Linked DNA regions of Homo sapiens: regions 1 and 2 are each linked to region 3. Evidence: chromatin loops called from intact Hi-C (ENCODE). Cell type or tissue: IMR-90. All regions are shown on one strand.

The links. Hi-C counts contacts between places; a loop is a spot of excess contacts. Peaks named below come from ENCODE experiments on the same cell type or tissue, not always from the same donor. Only the 100,000 strongest peaks of a DNase experiment are listed, where the experiment ranks them.
Region 1: a loop joins it to region 3, with 4 times the contacts of the local background. A loop is called at or near these places in 65 of 110 quality-filtered maps.
Region 2: a loop joins it to region 3, with 8 times the contacts of the local background. A loop is called at or near these places in 30 of 110 quality-filtered maps.

Annotation. Positions count from the first base shown.
Region 1 is chr11:74,633,601-74,636,100 of GRCh38, reverse strand. It overlaps POLD3 (DNA polymerase delta 3, accessory subunit), which reads right to left. Exons shown (of 12, transcript NM_006591.3): 10 at 1,406-1,518. Among named protein-coding and RNA genes, the nearest start is that of POLD3, 42 kb to the right of the region's middle. In IMR-90, a CTCF peak has its summit at 1,287 (motif pointing left); a DNase peak (open chromatin) is centred at 1,450.
Region 2 is chr11:74,452,376-74,454,875 of GRCh38, reverse strand. It overlaps KCNE3 (potassium voltage-gated channel subfamily E regulatory subunit 3), which reads left to right. Exons shown (of 3, transcript NM_005472.5): 3 at 1-35. Among named protein-coding and RNA genes, the nearest start is that of KCNE3, 14 kb to the left of the region's middle. In IMR-90, a CTCF peak has its summit at 1,287 (motif pointing left); a DNase peak (open chromatin) is centred at 1,275; H3K27me3 peaks cover 564 bases.
Region 3 is chr11:74,725,779-74,728,278 of GRCh38, reverse strand. All of the region lies in intron 1 of CHRDL2 (chordin like 2), which reads left to right. Among named protein-coding and RNA genes, the nearest start is that of CHRDL2, 4.4 kb to the left of the region's middle. In IMR-90, a CTCF peak has its summit at 1,518 (motif pointing right); DNase peaks (open chromatin) are centred at 1,568 and 2,358; H3K27ac peaks cover 601 bases; H3K27me3 peaks cover 121 bases.

The DNA.
Region 1 (2,500 bases), 92 kb after region 3:
TCCATTATGATAAAAAGTTGAAAGAGAAACTCTACATTAGTTTTAGAGAACCAACCCCATCACACAGACAAGTTACGCCCACTATATACACAGGCTTGATACTTCATTGTTCATAAGAAGGAAAGTAGCATGCTGAAGAAAGAACTGTGTTCTGTTCATTCAGTCAATAAACTATTGTTGGGTAGTGCAGGCAGCATGGTTAAAAAGACATATAGGATAAGGACCTTAGTGGAGGAGAGAGAGAAGGAAAGCAGACCACTGCAATACAGTGTAGTGAGGGCTGAGACAGATATTATGGGAGTACACAGGGATGGCCCCTAAACCACACCAGGGATTTCTGTGGCATATGCCCTTGCTGTAGATACTTGCTATGTCAGCCTTCACATTTCTTGTCTTCTTTTTTTGTTTGTTTGTTTTTTAGAGACAAGTTCTGGCTCTGTTGCCCAGGCTGGAATGCAGAAGTGCAATCATAACTCACTGCAACAGTCCAACTCCTGGGCTCAAATGATCATCCTACCTCAGCCTCCCAAGTAGCTGAAACTAAAAGGCATGTGCCACCATGCCCAGATATTTTTAAAGTAGAGACAAAGTCTCCCTGTGTTGCCCAGGTCTCAAACTCCTGGACTCAGGCATTCTGCCCACCTCAGCCTTCCAAAGTGCTGGGATTACAGGTGTGAGCCAACACGCCTGGCCAGCCTTGACACTTCAACATTATAGCTATCTAATTTAGTCTCAAAATAGGTATTACTAGTATCAACTTCCTTTTATCTCCACTGGTCTCTTTCGTCCCATTTTCTCTTCAGCTAATGAGGAAATCAGCGTAAGATTTAAATGATGGTCTTAACACAATGAATTAAGAAAAACTAACAGCCACAAAGGAAAAAAAAATTGTCAGCGACTATTTTTTCAACTCTTCATTATCTACACTAATAGGTGTAGATAAGATGCAGCTGAAGAGCGTTCAAAGCTATATTTCCCCTTTGGTTGACAGTTTTCCCATCCAGCCCTTTTCCAGAATTGCTTCTGAAGAGCAACAAACGTGTGTTAAGTTGTTTGTTCCCCTCTGTCTTTCACGTGTTGCTCTGATGCAGGGGGGATCTCTTTTTACACCATTCTAACAGGAGCTGTACAGCACAGCAGAGATGCTGAAGGTCATGAAAACAGAACAGCTCCCAGGTTCCACCTCTGCAACGTTCCTGAGACTATACCCACTAGCAAAATCTCCCTTCAGGTAAGAATGGAGGGAACGCCCATTCTGTACAACCTGTAGGACAGCAGAATGAGACAAGAGCCATCTACTGGCATTTGTGAAGTATACAGCAAGGGAACTAATTTAGCATAGTGGTTGTAGGTCCTTAAGACACAAAGGATGCATGGACATGCAAGAATCCCAGTATAATTTTACCTTGACAGAAGGAGGTTCAGGCTCAGTCTTTGGCACTGGTTCAAGAGGTGGAGACGGAGGAGGAGGTGGGGATGGTGACTCAGCTTCATAAGCCCCAGGAGAGTCTGGAAAGACTGAAATAATGAAACGGACTTAGATCAGAGAACTACAAGCACTATCTGGTATAAAGCCTTCTCCATTGGTTCTCTAAATTGACATGTCCAGCAAAGGGGATTTAGCAAGCAGTAATTCATGACAACCAAGAACTCTGTAGTTATATAGTTATCTTTAAAATACATATTTTATTAATTTTATACAAATAAAATCAGAGAATCAAGAATTATTACAGCCGGAAGTATCTTAGCTAAATATTTTCTTTTATAGCTAGTCAGGTTATGAAGTTGGTTTACAAATATCCACTTATCGCCTTTCATATGCCATGTATTTCACTTTATTCTTACAACAACTCTAAGAGACAGATTTTCTTATTTGCACATTACAGTAAATAGAGGTTCAGAGGGGTTCCTAAACTTGCCAAGGTCACACAGCTTATAACTGAGACAGGAGGTTTTAAGCCTAAGTCAATCCAATTCTACAGCCTTGCTATTCCAACTATCCCATGCCGCCTTACCATTGAGGACAAGACATTATCTCTCAAGATCTATGTGGAGATAATCCTCAGGTTATAACAAATGTTCCATGCCAGAGTCTTTCACTGTGACCTAAGGGTTACTTTTAATCACCTGAGATGTTTCTTAGACTGAAAATTTCCAGCTGATGTTAACAGTATAAACTTGGAGGTGGGTGAAGTCATCTTTTAAACAATTATCATTATTTAAGCTCTGACAACTAGGACCTACTTAATATTTTGCATATTTCTAGTGACTGCTTCACTGATAAGGTTTGTTCTGCTACAGTGAGGTTAACAGGAAAGAACACTTTTAGGAAAAAAATACTGCTGTGGAAGTGGCATCACCCAAGAAATGAGCACCACCAGAGGGATCCCATCATTTCTCAACAATTGCAGAATTGGTGGTCTTAGTAAACAGCCCATGAGAGGGGAAGTAAAAATCCTCAACTGACCTATTACTCAATCACCACAAAGAAAGTGCTGGT
Region 2 (2,500 bases), 270 kb after region 3:
CCAGCCCAAACTTCCAAATAAAATATGGAACGCAATTGGGTGTAAGAATGAATGGTTAGGTGATGAATGCCATAAGGATTTTGAGAAATGAAATTGACTAGGAGGAGTCAGACACTTGAATTCATTTAGCTTTTAAAACCCTCATAACAACCCTATGTAGTAAGTAGGTATTCCTTACAAGTATTTCCACAGAGGTGTTTCTGCTGTAGCACCTTCATGTACCTTCAGCCCAGTTTAGGTCCCATGGTAGAACTTGAGAGAGGTAGAACTTGAACTGGGCTTTGAAAGCTAGGACAGAGCTAAATGGGCAGAGTGAATGAAGGGATCAAGATCAGGGAAGCTTGGAGGCAGATGTTGGGGAGCTCCCTCCTGGAGAGGGCAGGTAGGCTGGGGAGACAGCAGGAAGCAGGCCTCCTGGGGCTACTCCATGACTTCAGTGTCCCCAGTGGAGAAGGCTCCCCTTCACACAGTCCTCACACTCCATGGGCATAATCATAAAATAATACAAATTATTTTGGTTGTGAGTTACAGGCACCTGATGTATATTAGCATAAGTACAAAAGGGAATTTCTGAGGTGTATGGGGTAGCTCAAAGTTTAAAGAAGGAGCTGCAGACACCAGGGCAACTCCAGGGATCTCGGGGCCTGGAACAACGGATCTGTCTGAATTCACAAACTAAGAACTTGGTATGTTTCCTTACACACACCCAGGTTGGACTAAATAAAAATCTAGGATTTGAAGGGAGTAAAATTTAAACATTCTAATATCCTATGGTGGCCAGGCGCAGTGGCTCACGCCTGTAATCCCAACACTTTGGGAGGCTGAGGAGTGTGGATTACTTGAGGTCAGGAGTTCGAGCCAGCCTGACCAACATGGTGAAACCCCATCTCTTCTAAAAAAACCCACAAAATTAGCCAGGTTTGGTGGTGCACGCCTGTAATCCCAGCTACTTGGGAGGCTGAGGCAAGAGAATCTCTTGAACACGGGAGGCAGAGGTTCCAGTGAGCCAAGATCGCACCATTGCTCTCCAGCCTGGGCAACAAGAGTGAAACTCCGTCTCAAAAGATATCTATATCTATATATCTATATCTATATATCTATATATCTATATATCTGTATCTCTGTATCTCTGTATCTCTGTATCTCTATATCTCTATCTCTATCTCTATCCATATCCTATGGTATAGGCACTTCACGCAGCCCTCCCTCCAACCCAGTCGTCTGGGAGCCTGTCCTGCCACCTCTTGTAGGTCAAAGCCTGTAGGAGCTTTGTCTTCCCAGGTTCTGCCCTCTGCTGGCCAAATCTCGGCACATCGCCTTAAGCCCTCAAAGCAAAACCAATCATGGATTCAACAGGTATTGTTGAGTGCCTACTATGTGCCACGCATTCACCTAGGCACACTTGGAATACATAAGTAAACAAAAACATCCCAGAAATCCCTGCACTAATACTTAAGAGCATTTACTCCATGCCAGGCATTGGTCTCAGCGTTTTACACACTTGAATTCATTTAGCTTTTAAAACCCTCATAACAACCCTATGTAGTAAGTAGGTATTCCTTACAAGTACTTCCACAGAGCCCAGTTGTTTTTGACCTAGCACCTTCATGTACTTTCAGCCCAATTTAGGTCCCATGGTACGCACAGCCCAGAGCATGGATCTGAACAGTCTCCAGAGATGAATGAGAAAGTGATTTGGGAAAAGGATGGCAGAGTACTGACACCAGTGGCCTGAAGTTGGGTTTCCTAGAAACAGACCTTGAGGCAGAATTTTTTTTTTTTGAGACAGGGTCTCGCTCTGTGGCTCAGGCTGGAGTGCAGTGGCCTAATCAGGGTTCACTGCAGCCTCGATTTCCCAGGCTCAAGCGATCCTCCCGCATCAGCTCCCCAAGTAGCTAGGACTACAGGCGTGTTCCATCATATCCAGCTAATATTTTATTTTAGTAGAGATGAGGTCTCGCTATGTTGCCCAGGCTGGTCTCAAACTCCTGAGCTCAAGCAGTCCTCCCGCCTCAGCCTTCCAAAGTGCTGAGATTACGGACGTGAGCCACCACACCTGGCCATCTGACAGACATTTATTGATGGGAAGTATTTTTCAGGAAAAACCTGCAAGGGAGAGAGTGGAGTAGACAGGAAAGGGAAAGCATCATACAAAGTGTGTCTCGGTCACATCTAGCCTTGGCCTGATCCACGGGGAACTGTCATATATGGTGGCATAAGTCCCACAGCAGAATTACACTCCCTTGAGGCAAGGCAGCTGGCCTTTTGTATCCCCAAAGCAGCCAGTCATTGGTTGTGGGCCACCCTGGCAGGGAAGAGGGACAAGAGGGTTTTGAGGAGGTTCCCATCAGCTGTGGGGAAGGGAACAGCTGTGAGCTACTGCAGAATAGAGCAGTGGAAGAAAGGTAAGCAAAGGAGTGCTCTTGGTTGGAGACTAGCAATAGCCTCGTTCCTTGGGAAGGTTCTGAAGCTCTTTTTTCAATCACAGAATTGGCCCCAC
Region 3 (2,500 bases):
CAGTGCTAACGGATGGAAATGTTCAAGTCTGTGTGGTATCAGGCTCCTGAGGTGTCGGAGCCCTGAAGAATGCCAAGGGCCTGTGAACACAGGTAACAGTTTGCTCCTCAGGCTATTCAAACAAAAAGTATTCTCTCTTTGGTTCTATTTCCAGCCATAGATTGAGCCCTAATCCCAATACAGACTAAGTTGCAATTCCAGCCACAAGCCAAGCCCTAGTCCTCCAACCTTGGCCACAGGTTGAACACCAATTCCACCCCTATACAAGACCCCTTACCCAGGCTGGGTCCCTGACCTGGTTACTGACCAGTACTGGTCCCAGCCCCAGGCTGAGCCACAGACATGTGTGATGCTGGTCACTCTAGACACTCGGCTCTTTGTGGATGAGTGTCCACCAGAGGCCTACTATCTTCTTACCTCCCTCTTCAGTGCTTTCTGCCCTACTCCTCTCAGCTCCTCTCTTTGGTTCTCTTCCCTAATTGTCCCTTGTAGGTGTCTAGTATGCTCTGCTTTCTCTTCCCTCCCTCCATCCAATCCTGCTTTCAGGAGAGTCAGTTACCAAGTAAAAACATGGGGCTGGGTGCAGTGGCTCACGCCTGTAATCTCAGCACTTTGAAAGGCCGAGGTGGATGGATTACTTGAGCCCAGGAGTTTGAGACCAGCCTGAGAAACATAGCAAGACCCTGTCTCTAGAAAAAATAAAGAAATTAGCCTGGCATGGTGGCACATATCTGTGGTCCCAGCTATTCGGCAGGCTGAGGTGGAAGGATTGCTTGAGCCCAGAAGATGGGGGCTGCAGTGAGCTGTGATTGCACCACTGCACTCCAACCTGGGTATCACAGTGAGACCCTGCTGAGAAAAAAACAATCCATGTATTTTTTTTCTTCAAGGGTTTTGTTTATTATGGGAATCGAAGCTTTCGTTCCCAGGTGATGAATTCCGGACCCTAGACGCAGGCATGGGACAGGAAGGGAGCTCCGCTGGTAGGATGTGATGTGGAGGGCAAACCTGGAATCAGAAAGTCATGGATCCAGCCCTGGCTGTGCCATCAATTCCAACTGTGACCCTGGACAGGTTGCCTTTCTCTACCTCTCAGTTTTCTCCCCTGTAAAGTGAGATGGTTGGACTCAAGTGGATGATTATTGAGGACCATTCTAGTTTTAACACTTCGTAATTCTAAGTCTCCAAAACCCAAAGGTGTGGTTGCCTTGATTCCGAGTCCACTCTGGCCTTTGGAATAGGGATGTGGGAGGGTGGTACTCCTGCCCTGCCAGGGAGGAGTGGACAGGCAGACCCTCAGACACCAGAAAAAAGTGCCTGGATGGCCTGGGGCAGTGAAGGTAGTGGGAGACCGGCCAGAGGGGACCTGCTTGTCTGTCCAGCTTAGTCGCATCCCCATCTACCTGTGCAGGTGTGCATGAGGCAGTGGGGAGCACCTAAGTGAAGGCCTGAAGTCCGGCTCCAGGCTGACTTCTCTCTGGATCTCTGACTGGGCCGTTCTGCACCTCTCCTCTCCCACCAGCAGAGGTCTCTGCCTCACTCACTGGCGCACAGGCTGCTGAGCCTGAGCCCGGCAACAGCTGCGCAGTTGCTCCAGCTGTTGCACCTGTTCCAGGACTGGCCTCTCAAGTTCCCCCAGCCGCCAACCATGGCGCCGGACTCTGGGAGAGGGACCTTGAATCCTTCATATTCTCAAAGAAAAGGACTGGCATGACAGCGGTGCCCCTGGGAGGTGTAGTACAGAGATCATTTCAGGCGTCCCCCTTCCTCTGTCCAGGACCCCATCCTCATTCTTGTACTCAGGAGTTCTTTTTTGTGTCTCGCCAGAAGCCTTCTGTTTACAAATTAAGGCCATTTCTTCTAGTCCTGCCTAGTAGGGGATGGGTGTCCCTGTAAGCATTCTCTCCACATCTGACGACTGGCATTGAAGATTGTGCTGGAGTGAATCAAGCTTAGTCAAGTCCTGATCTCTCTCTGGGACTCAATTTCCCACAAAGGAAACAGGGGACTGGATGTCTCTGAGTCCCTAGCTTTCTACGATTCTATGAATCTAAGCATATATGTCCAAGGCAGAAAAAAATGTGAACAGTCCCCACCCTGTTTCCTGCCCTTTAACAGGTAACAGAGCTGCCTTTCCTGGTTTGATAGTTCTCTCCCTAGAGGCCCTTCTATGTTCCTGTATGTCTGTCATGTGCCAGAGGGAAAAGTCAGGTTCAGAGAAATGCAGTTCCTTTCTCCGGGTTGCACAGCTCAGCCACTGAGGAGCTGAGGCTTTTCTTCTGATTTCCTTAAGAGGCCTCTCCCACCGGGTGCCAGAGCCCAGAGCAGAGCTTATGTCTCAGAGGGGAGCAAGTTTGTTTGTGTGAAGAGGGGATTATAAATAAATAGAGAAAGTATGGCTGTGTGGGTGTGAGGGAAGAGATGTAAACGTTCTACATTCCTGGGCAGCCTGGCTCACTCAGGTTTCCTGAGTTCTTGCAGCCTGGGGACAGGCCAGCCA